Regions from separate parts of the Homo sapiens genome. Here all the other regions are linked to region 2. The links are chromatin contacts, found by Hi-C or POLR2A ChIA-PET in ENCODE. All regions are on one chromosome and are shown on one strand. The core of a region is the stretch at or near the end of the contact, and the rest is flanking DNA. Distances in the headings are between cores, read along the strand shown. Region 1 has its middle 67 kb from the start of LINC02399. Region 2 has its middle 78 kb from the start of LINC02822. Region 3 has its middle 85 kb from the start of LINC02399. Region 4 has its middle 19 kb from the start of POC1B-GALNT4.

Region 1 (2,943 bases), core at 38-2,537, 630 kb before region 2:
TTAATAAATACCCATTGACTGAATTAAGTGGGGTAAAAATTATCTTGTAGATAATAGAAGCATGCTTAAGGGTTCAGAAAAAACTTAGCATGCATTTTAGGTTAAAGAGAAAATTTCTAATGAAAGCAATATTACTCAAATATGGTTACATGTTCAAAATATTAGTAAAATTTGACCGATTCTCCAAATTCTAGGAGATACAGTGAATTTTTGACCAGTTTTAAGTTCTGTTACATTAATTTTGACTCAATGTTATATACTCATGCTACATGCAGTTTGGTAATAATTTATTCATATCCATGTTAAGTACTCATATTTTTCCAAACATGAACTTCTCTATTTTTTTTATTTCTTATTCTAGCAGACATAAGAAAAAAAAATGAAAGGGAATAAAAGCAGAACACAGGGTGTGTGACAATCACTTCTTTTGTTCACACTAGTGAGAGAATCTTTCTATTCCTTAAAGTTAATCAAGCAGCAAGTATTTATTAAACACCCAAAGAGTGAAGTACACAAGGCTATTGAATAGCAGTAATCTTTAGGATTATCTTGTGTCAGCGCTTATTTTCCATGTTACTCATAAACGGAGAAATGTATTTATGATGGCTTTCCAAAGAGTTGATTAAAATGCTTAACACGATTCACCTTTTATTTAAAGATAAAATAATTGAATGGGGAATTCATGAAGAGCTCTTCTCAAATTTATATTATATAAGTGATGAGTATGCTGATTTTTACTCTCAGAACGAAAATAAATAAGAAATTATTAAAGAATCCCTTCCTTTAAAAATCAGATTACTATGTAAATTTTATATCATTTGTTTATGTGGTCAGAAATTTTGGGGAAATCCTTCAAACTATTTATCTGTAGCACAAACTAGAATCTGTCTTTTGCAGATTCTTATTGTGCACTAACTTATTAAAAGATTTGGGAAAATCCACTGTAAGGAAACTTGTTTATCTTTGTTGACCACAGTTTTCAATCTTGGTTGATGATGAGGTCTCCTGTCACCCAACACCTATGAACGTATTTGGGAGTGGGATACTCTGGCTGTACTCAGAAGAGCCATGGGGGTGGAGTTCCCTAGAGTCTTGGGGACAAATCCTCACAGGATGTCCTGCTAGGAACATGACCAGCAGAGTCATGGGAGTGGGGAATCTTATTGTTGAAGATCTCTGAGATCTTAAAACGGTAGAGCCTCCAGAATGCTGTTTCAGCCTGGCAGAGCTGAAGGCATTTGACTCAAACATATGCGAGCTATTGCATAGGCTGCACTCGGAAGAGCCATGGGGGTGGAGTCCCCTAGAGTCTTGGGGACACAAGCCTCACAGGATGTGGTCAAAGAAGGTTGTTTTCAGGCCTCAAGATTTAATGTTATTTGCCTGTTGGGTGTTAGACTTACTTGGGACCTATTACCCGTTTCTTCTTTCTTACTTCTCCCTTCAGAGATGGAAATAATATCTGTTTTGTACCTGTCCTACCATTATATTTTGGAATCATAGAACTTGTTTGATTTCATAGGTTCACAGCTTGAGAACAATTTATCTCAGGATGAGTCATACCTTGAATCTCACCTATATATGATTTAGGTGATATTTAGATTAGATGTTAGACTTAGACTTAAAGTTTATGCTGGAATGAGTTAAGACTTTTGGGGCTATTAGGATAGAATGAATTTATTTTTTATGTGAGAATAACATGAATTTTGGGGGATGAGGGGCAGCATGCTATAGTTTGAGTATTTGTGTCACCTCCAAAATTCAGTTTGAAAGTTAATCTCCAATGCAACAATCTTAAGGGGTGAGGCCATTAGTAGGTGATTAGGTCATGAGGGCTCTGCCACGTGAGAACAGGGTTCAAAGTGCCATTTTGGAAGCAGAGACCAGGCCCTCACCAGACACTGAACCTGTCAGTGCCTTGATTTTAGACTTTCCAGGCTGTGGGTCCATGAAAAAAAATTATGTTCCTTATAGATTACCCAATATCAGACATTTTGTTATGGCAGCACCAACAGACTAAGAGAGAAATGAAGTCAGGAAAAACCACTGACATATTAGAACATGGCAGAGGGAAGGACCGGCAAGTTATCGTAAGCACCTTAGAATTTGCCATTTAAAGAGATGGTAGATGTCCACCATCCTGCCCTTGTGCAGTGGGGATATAGGATGCAAAGGAGGATGAACCTCAGCTCCCTACTCATTTAGACTTGCTCATCTGATAAATAGGAGACTACTTCACTTAATGGCTTTCTTCTTCTGGAATGCTGCTGGAGTCAAACAAGAGTGATCAGCACATATTTTTTGACAATTCTTTTTCCACCATGCCCTAGATGAGTATCCCACTCCCAAATATGTTCATAGGTGTTGGGTGAAAGGAGGTTCCATCATCAACCAAGACTGAAAACAGTGGTCAACAAAGATAAACAAGTTTCCTTCCAGTGGATTTTCCCAGATCTTTTAATAAGTTAGTGCACAATAAGAATTTGCAAGAGAGATAAAGTTTGAAGCATTTCCTCAAAATTTCTGACCACAGTCTCTGTATAAGTCAGGGTTCTGTCTGTTTTTAAGTAACAGAAATCCAGCTCTGACAGGCAAAGGCCATAAAGAGAGCTTAGTGGCTCATAGAACTAAGAAGCCCAGGCATGGTTGAATTCTGAGGCCTCAAATGATGTCACCAGGGCCTGTCTCCCTCAGTCTCTTGGGCTCAGCTTTCCTCTGAGTTAGTTTCATTCTCACACAATCTTTCCTTATGTGTTGATCCTTGGCAGCTCCAGGCTTACATCATTTTTAAATCTACAAATTCCACTTGGGAAAAATACCTACTAGAGAATGGAACTTTTCTGAAGTGAATCATTTTTGAATTTAGAGATATTTAAATTGATTGGCTTCCCAATTCCCTGACATTCACCCTACTCCAAGTTAGTGCTTTATAATTTACACAAT
Region 2 (3,069 bases), core at 60-2,559:
TTTCTTATGCTAACTCTCAATTAAGAACTATTGTTTCAGACCTAACTTTCTTATTCTTTGTATGTTACTATTTAGTTATACCTCAAGGTACTTCCATATGGAAGTTTTCTTTCTTGAGCCCATTTCTTATCATGTATCAAGCTCTCCCTGCCTTTTCTACTTCTCTCAAGGCAAAAAGAAATAGAACTCTTAGCAGTTCTTTATCTCAGGGCATAACTGATGGTAGAAAAAGGAAAGACTTTGAATTTTTGGAGCACAATCCAGCCAGCAGATAAAATATTTGCAAATAATGAAAAGCTGATTGCTTAAGTGTGAGACATTTTATAGCTCATATGCTTTCAAATGCATACAGTTGGCATGAACAGGGTGGCCGATTTTAAAAAAGAGTAACTGGATTAAGTAGATTCCCTTGTGTAAAATTCTGTCTGCTTGATCTGTTTTCCAGATGTTTCCGTGACAAATGTTTTCTTAATGTGAAGCCCAACCATAAAAAGCACCTGGCTAGTATACAGCTCTGCCAGACACAAATCATCCTTTTTTTTTTTTTTTAATACAAATACTTAAAGAGAGGAAGCCGAATTTATTTTAAACACAGCAGGGATCATCCTACTTCATCTTCATATGGAAATATGAAGTGACAAAATGTTTATTGAAACACCAATCTTAATATAAAGAGCTTCATCCATGTCTGCAAACAACACAATACTAGACTCTTTCTACAAGTCTGCAGAACAGTTTGGAAGCTATAATTGAAGCGTTTATTTTCAATTTTAATTTTTATGTACAGTCTCTGGCTAAGAACACAGGAGTAAGCGGCAATATAGTGTGGCAGTCAACAGCTGAGGTTTTTGAGCCAGACAATCTGGGTTCAAATCCTTCTCCACCACTTACCAGCTATATAGACTTGGGCAGTTCACTTAACCTTCTATTCTTTATTATCCTTATCTGTAAAATAGGAATTATAATAGTACTTACCTCAGAAGATTGTTCAAAAGATTAACAGTATTTATATAAATAAACACTTAAAATATTTTTTAGCCAATAGTAAATGCCCAATAATATTAGAGTTGATAAAGTGGATGTCTCTATTGGTTATTTTCGAGATTAAAAGAAAGAAAACTCCAGTGATTTTGAGACTGATATTTTGCTTTGTTAGGGGACTAAAATTTGGTTCACAGAGGCTTATTTGGATAAAAGCAGTAGCTAGTCATGGTAAATGATAAACTCCCATCCTCCTTAAATGTGCTACTTGATTCATAACTACTTACTCATTTCCTTAATTTACTGAGATATATTGGAGGGAAAAACAGCTACTATTTCTTATACAGTTTAGTTATGTAAGTCACCATAGAGATTAGGTGTTATAATGTCATTGGCCCAAGAAGGGAGAAAAATAAAAGGAGGAAACACATGGGGGAAACTAGAGGGTGAAAGAATAAAAGACACGAAGGAAGATCAATTAAAGAAGCAAGATAAAAATGTGCAGAGGTGTAGGTTGAGAAAGGGATATGCTATCAATTGAATATCCTTTGTGTCAGCTGTACAAGTGCCATGGATATTTCTCACAAAAATGTAATTGGAACTTTTCTTCCATTATCAGCTAGCAATTTAACAGGATATTTACTTTAAGAAGAAGGTCCCATATTTCAAATACTTTGCTCTTTTGCAACTCCAGATGAGCAAGTCATTCTAAAAGGCATTTAAGTAAACATTAATAGCTGGTGAAAGCTTTGTGGCATCTCAAAGATTTGGGCTAAAAGCTATCTTCCATCAAACAGGTCTCTTTGTTAGTTGCCATTCTTGTCAAATTAAAGGAAAGAGATGAGAAACATACATGGCTACACACTAAATTTCTCCCACCCACTTTTTCTTTTTCTTAAAGTCAACCTTTAGTTTCGTGGTGGTTATGAATTTATTGGTTTTACTTTCAATATGAAATAGACATGCATACTTCCTCTTAAAGCATTTTCTTCAAAAGAAAAAACCTTTCTGTTCAAAGTTTAAAAGCAAAAAAAGACATATAAAGATTTTTACAAGTGATTATTAATGTTTTGAAGTTAAAATATTCACATCAGCCCTTGATGAAGTTTAAACCGCAGGCAGCCTCCTAATAATATTGTGAAAGTGAGAAAGCTTATTCATATTTAGTTGGTATCAAACTCAGGGTTTCTGTAATGCATACTCCTCCTATTTTATTTTAAATTTCCTCAAGAAATATTAAAAATAGCAGATCTCAGGATAGTATCCCAAATAAGGCAAAATCCTAACTATAGCCCAAATCAAGCTGGTCCAACCCATGGCCTGTGGACCACATGTGGCCCAGGACAGTTTTGAATGTGGCCCAACCCAAATTCATAAACTTTCTTAAAACATTATGAAATTTTTTTGCAATTTTAAAAAACTCATCAGCTATTTTATGTGTGGCCCAAGACAATTATTCTTCTTCCAATGTGGCCCAGGGAAGCAAAAAGATTGGACACCCCTGCCCCAGAAGTATCCACTTTTCCATGGCACAGTCTCTGACTCTATCAAGATGCCTGGACATTCTGGAGAAAGGCATTCCAGCAGAGTTACAATGATTGACAATATAGTACAATTTCCATCAACACCCACATTGTACTTACTCATAGCAAAAACCTGGAAATAGTGAAACCTTTGAGAAGGAAGGAATTAAAATGGTTTGTGATGCTGCAACATTTACTTAGTCTAGATGTACTTTTCCCGTTTTCACCCAGTTGTTGATTACTTCAACTTTCCTAAATGATACAAATTTCTAAATCAAGGGAGGTTTTCTATCTTAAACTTGTTCATGTTCTTTTCTTTTATTTTCATCATTTGTGATTATTAATGGTATTGGTCATTTTATTAATAGATGATTTCAACAAATACATGATGTGCTTCCATGTGAACATTCCCCAGCAAACTCATGGTCATTAAAATAAACTGGCATCCTATTTTATTAATTTGGTCAGTTTGGGAATCTATGTATCAAGTTTTTGTGAAATAAGCTGAAAAAGGCATATTTCAAAATCCTATCCTTATCTTACTCTATACAGAGTATAATCCAAG
Region 3 (2,937 bases), core at 282-2,781, 650 kb before region 2:
CAGGGGTGGCAGAGGAGGAAGAAATTCACATATAAGTTGATCCTTACAGTTCAAACCAGTATTATTCAAGGATCAACTTTAAATCAATTATACCTCCATAAAGCTGCTAAAGAGAAAAAGAGAAAGAAAATCTTTGAATTGGCTTCTTATTCACAAGTGTGGAGTCAGAATAATGATACCCCAAAGATATGCATGTCCTAATCTCTGGAGACATGAGTATGTGCAACTGTGTAGGACTGTGAACATGTCACCTTACATGGCAAAGGAACTTTGCAGATGTACAGTGATTAAAGGAGTATACTTGAAGATCAGGAGAGTATCTTGGATTAATGGTGTGGGACCAATGTAATCACATGATCTCTTAAAAGGAAAGAGCATTTCTCAGTTGGGTCAGAGAGATGAGACGGAAGAAGAAGGTGGAGAGATTTGAGGGAATCAACCTGACATTGCTGGATTTGAAGATGGAGCAAGAAGTCTACTTGCCAAGCAAAGTGGTAGCAGCCTCTAGAAGCTGGGAATGAGCCTCAGTTTACAGGAAGCAAGAAGACAGGGACTTCAGGCCTACCTCTACAAAGAAGTAAGCTGCAAATAACCCAAATGAGCAGGAAATGAATTCTCCCCTAGAATCTTCAGGAAGAAATGCAGCCTACAGCCTCTTGATGAGACCCATGCTAGATTGCTGACCTAGTGAACTATAGGATACTCAATTTGTGTTATTTTATGCTACAAAGTTTGTAGCAATCTGTTCCAGCAGTAAAAGAAAATGAATACAAAAAGTTTTCATGGGCAGAAAGTTGGAATTATTGACTCAAGTAGCTGTTTGAATGACCTGTGCTCCCAGTTATAAATCACAAATAATCGAGTTGATTGTATTTTGCCATTGTTTACTGCATGTTCCTTTCTCAACAACTTTAGGTTTACTCACTTTTTAAAATGCAGCTCTAGCCACACAGTTGTTCTGCCATAGGCTGGTTGGGGTGTAGGGGGTGGGTAGTTCTTATGTCCTAGTCTGAGGCATACACAAGTTACGTTTTCTGCAAATATAGAAATATTTTCTCATTAAACACTGGTCACATCAAACATCACATTGCAATTTTTTGGGGTGTGTGTGTGTGTGTGTGTGTGTGTGTACAGATTTTGAAAGCCAACAAATTTCAAGATAAAACATTGTACACTTTTCCAGACACCTAAAAACTTCTCAGGTTTAATAGTCTGTAACAGGCTGTTTGAATTTAAATACTGGCTCCACTCTATACCTCGCTGGTTGCTTAACACTCTGTGCCTTAGTTTTCTTATCTGTAAAATGGGATGACAGGGCTACACTGAACATAAGGATTAAATGAATTTGTCTCTGTAAAGCACTTTTAACAATGGCTGGTACATTGTAAGCACCAGTGAGTGTCGGGTTGTTAATTGTTATTATTACAATGATGTCTTTGCTGCCAGTTAGGACAATTTCCAACTCAACAGTGGATTCACCTAACTTCATGTGCCCTAGCAGAGGAAACCTCAATTTGCTTGTGTGTCTGTCCCGCCAAGAAAATGCAGGTCACTTCCTCTGGCTTTCTTGCCTTAAGAGTTCCTGTTTCTGCCGAAGCAGAAGCAGGAAGAGAAAGTGACACAGTGATGTTTGCTGAGCAGAGCAGGATTCTGTCCAGTGACTTCTTTTTCCCCAATTAGGAGGCTGTGTTGGCAAGACATGGATTGTTCTTTACGCTTTCCCTATCTTTTCAGCTTTTTCCAAGAGGCCTTGGTCTCTATCCTGAGGCTTTCCTCATCAGCACATGACGGTGAGCTGAAAGATTCCTAAAGTTCTGTTGTCTCTCAAAACAAAACAGAACATTCCAACCAAATTTAAACAGATCCATTTACAATTTTATTACATATCAGCTTTCCTGTGTGGCATTTATTTGAGGAAAGGCTCTCTCAGATATGAGGGAGTTGGTTTTAGAAAATTAAATCAGACAGACTAAAATGACGATCTGATTCATGAGAGGAAAGAAGATACACTATGTGATAGAAGAGTTATTTTTGGAGAACTTATTTTCGTGACTCTGAATGCCCAGAGGAGAAAACATATGGATGGTATTGCTAATTTAGTACCATGTCTGCTTCAGGCTCTATGTGCAGTTTTCTACAGACTGGGCAGCCGACTCTTTGGTCTCCATTTTTGAATGGAGTGCTGCAAGAGATGCTGTCTGACATACGAAACAGTCAACTGAAAATAAAGTAGCAGAGTTAACGTAGGCAGTTTTCTTCACTGTGGTTACAAGATGGCAGGGCCTTCCAAATTTGCACACTGTACATTGAAGTGGAAGTGGATGCTAGCTCTAAAAGCTCTGTGTGGGCGGCGTTGAGAGTGGGTATTTTGATTTGAAAATTTTGTTAGTTGCCATAGTAATTGTCACAATTATGTGGTTTGTTCGATCTTTGTGATACTGAACACCTATTAGCAGCACCCAGAAAGCGGTGTGTTTTAGTTTTTTTTCTTGTGCATACTTACAGAGAGAAAAACAATAATGTGTGGTCAGATTTTAAGATGAAGTAAAAACAATAAAAAAGTATCACATATCTTTATGTAAAGTGTGTTTATTTTCTTAATTATTTTTTAGTCAGATTTCTCTTCAGCAGAAAAGTCATCAGGAAGTGATTTTGTTTTTCTTTTTCCAAAACAAGGAGACCCAGAAACCAAGGTTACAAAGCTTTGTAAAAAGAAGAACAGGAAGCTCTCCTTTTGTTATTAATGTGTTGTGTCAGCAATGATGCTACTTAAGTTCAGGCTGAAATTTAAGCTGAATCAAAAGAGAGTGTGTGTTTCCACTCCCTTTGCATTTGTGGTGCTCACCATGGCCACTGATTATTTAGTCCTTGATTGCTTTCCTGGGGCTGTTTTGCAGGTGACTTTTGAAACATGGAGAGGCATTATTTGGCTAAACA
Region 4 (2,785 bases), core at 163-2,662, 970 kb before region 2:
AGCAGGGTCCATGGAAAAGGAGACATGAAAAGGGACATATTTCCTGGTAAGATTTGTATTCATTTAACAATTTTAAGCACATATTTAATAACCAGGCACTCACTACCTGACAAGCTCTGAGCCAGGTGCAGGGTATCCGAGGGAACTAGGAGAGAGGCACTAAGTGCTGTACTAAGAACCTGAATGAGTGCATTTGAGTCCTGGGTCTGCTACATGTGTGACCTAGGAAAAGTCACTTAAATCATTTAACTGTCTCCTCATCTTTAACATATAGATGGTTAAAAAGTACACAGCACTTGGAATAATAAACGGGCAGATTGTTAATGTTGAAGGTGTGAGCTGCTGTTCTTACAACACAATGTCAGCCCTTGAAGCTCTTACAGTAGATGGAAAGATGGAGATGAGTAGGATCTAATTATTGGCCAAGTGCAAAGGAGCTAAAAAGGCCACCCACGCTGCTACTTACTTCAGCAATACCCAAGGAAACAAGGGCAAAAAAAGAGCTCTAGAGGCTCTTCTTGGTCTAGCCCTGCTTTTGAGTTTGGGGCCAAAGCTCTAATTCACTCTAATTCAGGGGTGTTAGCAAGGTTCTTGTCTGGCATTCTAGCTCTGAACAGTTGATACCAGCTTCCTGAACCATGTGTTAAGAGAGATCTCAGACTGCATGTAGAGAACGTATGCCTTGAGAGATAAGTGATGTCTGCCATTGATTGAGGGTGGAGAGGAGGAGCCAAGTGGTTCTAGAACAGTGTCCTTTTGCCTAGAATGTCCCTACAGCAGGAGCAGCTGGGCAAGACTCAGAAGTCCTGATTATAATCACAGATTAAGGTGACCAACTATCCCAGTTTGCCTAGGACTGTTCCAGTTTTAGAACTGAAATTCCTGCAACCCAGAAAACCTCTCAATCTTGGGCACATCCCAATCAGCTTTGCAGGCTTTCTCTATCTGACAATACCAAAAAAAAACAACAACTATGAGCTCTGACTAGAAGAGATTACTCTTTTTGTCTTGGCCAATTTCAGCCTGTGAAAATGCATCTTATTCTGGCCTGTATGTGCCAGCCATATGCCCTCAAATGTTCCCCCACTTCACAATAGCTGACCTCCATACCTCTCTCCTTTCTCAGCTATTTTTCCTGCTGTATCCACTGACGCCTTAGTAGGAAACAGATGGCACCATCAAAGGGTTTAGCTGAAGAGAATTTCATACAGGGATTATTTACAGAGGCGTGGGCAGGGTTAATGGAACCAACAAGAGCTGGGGAGACAGTCAGGGATTAGCTCTTACCACAGGAGGTCTGCAGGGACAAAGGGAGGGGATGCTGTTACCAGCCTGGTAAGAGCTGAAACTGTGCAGGAGAGGTCACTGGGCCTGGGAGCTGGAGCCTCTGTCTCATCTGCGGTGTGGCAGAGAGGAAAGAGGAGGAGGGCATAAAAATCCCTGGCCCGGCTCTCCTCCTGCCCTCTGGCCTCTTGCCAGTAGTTTCTTGCCAGAGTGCAAGGAAAAGCAAATGAAACAACAGGTCTAGTAGAGGGCAGCCTCCCAGGCCGCAGAGCGTGACAGGAAAAGGCAGAGAACAGATCTAAGAATAACCATCCCAGGCCACCCTATTGTCACTCAGCTTCCATTCTAACACTTTACTTAGCCAAAGAAACTCAGGTCCTCAACACAGGGAAAACATAGTCTCATCAGCTACTGTATCACTGAGTGATGATGTATTTCAGTCATATTACTTCCTGGACCCTAAACTGTAACTTTAGTCACCACCAGGATGCAAGGCAGCAAAGAAAGGTAAAAAAATAAATAACTATCATACTACAGCTCCACATCTAAGCATTTCTAATCTAATAATCCTGACTTCCTCCTCCCAGCACTCGTTCCATAATTCTTTACCCTCACCTAGCATCTTGACAGTTAAGGTGTCTTACTTGATGGGGTGAGCCAAACCTTCCTTGCCACAGGATCCGGGTGGTTCCATCTTTGTTGAGTTGCTGCCGTTTCTCATTGGCCATTACTACTGGACATGGGAGTGCAATGAATCCCATGGGCTCTAGATACAGTGTTGTTTCCATGTGATAGCAAAAATCCCAATTTCTCCTTGATAATCAAAATTAATCATACCAGTCCATACAAACAGCCAATGCTCTGCCTTTGATCAGTGTTGTGAACAACCTGAAATGTTGAAGGGGCATTCTCAGTGTTTCCTAGTAGAAATATATCTCCCCCTTGGGCACAAGAACCTCACGCCCATTAGATGCAATGTTTTAGGGACAAGAAGACAGTATTATTGAAGTGGGTTATTACTCATCCTGAGTTCCCAGAGCCATGTATTCAACACCATGTATCAACCACTGATCTGACCACTTATAGGACAGCACCCCAACTTCACAAGATGTTGTCTCCCAGCAGGCTCCATAAATGAGCCTTCGATAGGACATTTCATCATTCCATCAATCTAGCTGCTTCCAGGTAAGAACAATGAATTCTACGATGTGAGCGTAATACCACAGCTGTTTCACTGTAAATGAGTTCCTTGATCAGTGACAATGCTGTGTGTGACACCATGGGGATGAATAAGGCAGCCTATCAACCACATATGGTAGTGCTGGCGGAAGCAACATGCACAGGAAAGGGAAGTTACTCTCCAGTATATGTAATTATTCCCATGAAGACAAATTCCTGCCCCTTCCATAATGTAGTGGTCTGATATTATCAACCTGGGTGGCTGATACTTCCAAGAAATAGTGCCAAATAAGGGTTCAGTGTTGCCTTCCGTTTTAGAAAT

What was found. Hi-C counts contacts between places; a loop is a spot of excess contacts on that map. ChIA-PET counts read pairs that join two places held with the same protein, here RNA polymerase II (POLR2A). Pooled maps may share reads with other maps.
Region 1: a loop to region 2 is called in a pooled map, with 4 times the contacts of the local background. The contact joins two enhancer-like sites. A Hi-C loop is called at or near these places in 1 of 37 single-sample maps with no recorded cell type and 2 of 50 pooled maps. POLR2A ChIA-PET finds 5 or more read pairs at or near these places in 1 of 52 experiments (AG04450).
Region 3: a pooled map shows a loop between it and region 2 (4-fold over the local background). The contact joins two enhancer-like sites. A Hi-C loop is called at or near these places in 1 of 37 single-sample maps with no recorded cell type and 1 of 50 pooled maps. POLR2A ChIA-PET finds 5 or more read pairs at or near these places in 1 of 52 experiments (AG04450).
Region 4: a loop to region 2 is called in a map of naive thymus-derived CD4-positive, alpha-beta T cell, with 4 times the contacts of the local background. The contact joins two enhancer-like sites. A Hi-C loop is called at or near these places in 1 of 168 maps with a recorded cell type or tissue (naive thymus-derived CD4-positive, alpha-beta T cell), 12 of 37 single-sample maps with no recorded cell type and 10 of 50 pooled maps.

The regions. Positions count from the first base shown.
Region 1 is chr12:89,879,589-89,882,531 of GRCh38, forward strand. No RefSeq gene overlaps it. Among named protein-coding and RNA genes, the nearest start is that of LINC02399, 67 kb to the right of the region's middle. RefSeq lists enhancers at 1,021-1,150, 1,231-1,300. Within about 2 kb of position 1,288, at least 9 of the 41 ENCODE cell types and tissues checked have a DNase peak (open chromatin) inside an H3K27ac peak, as active enhancers do.
Region 2 is chr12:90,514,087-90,517,155 of GRCh38, forward strand. No RefSeq gene overlaps it. Among named protein-coding and RNA genes, the nearest start is that of LINC02822, 78 kb to the right of the region's middle. Within about 2 kb of position 1,310, at least 2 of the 41 ENCODE cell types and tissues checked have a DNase peak (open chromatin) inside an H3K27ac peak, as active enhancers do.
Region 3 is chr12:89,861,405-89,864,341 of GRCh38, forward strand. No RefSeq gene overlaps it. Among named protein-coding and RNA genes, the nearest start is that of LINC02399, 85 kb to the right of the region's middle. Within about 2 kb of position 1,532, at least 17 of the 41 ENCODE cell types and tissues checked have a DNase peak (open chromatin) inside an H3K27ac peak, as active enhancers do.
Region 4 is chr12:89,543,551-89,546,335 of GRCh38, forward strand. No RefSeq gene overlaps it. Among named protein-coding and RNA genes, the nearest start is that of POC1B-GALNT4, 19 kb to the left of the region's middle. RefSeq lists a silencer at 1,565-1,634. Within about 2 kb of position 1,413, at least 7 of the 41 ENCODE cell types and tissues checked have a DNase peak (open chromatin) inside an H3K27ac peak, as active enhancers do.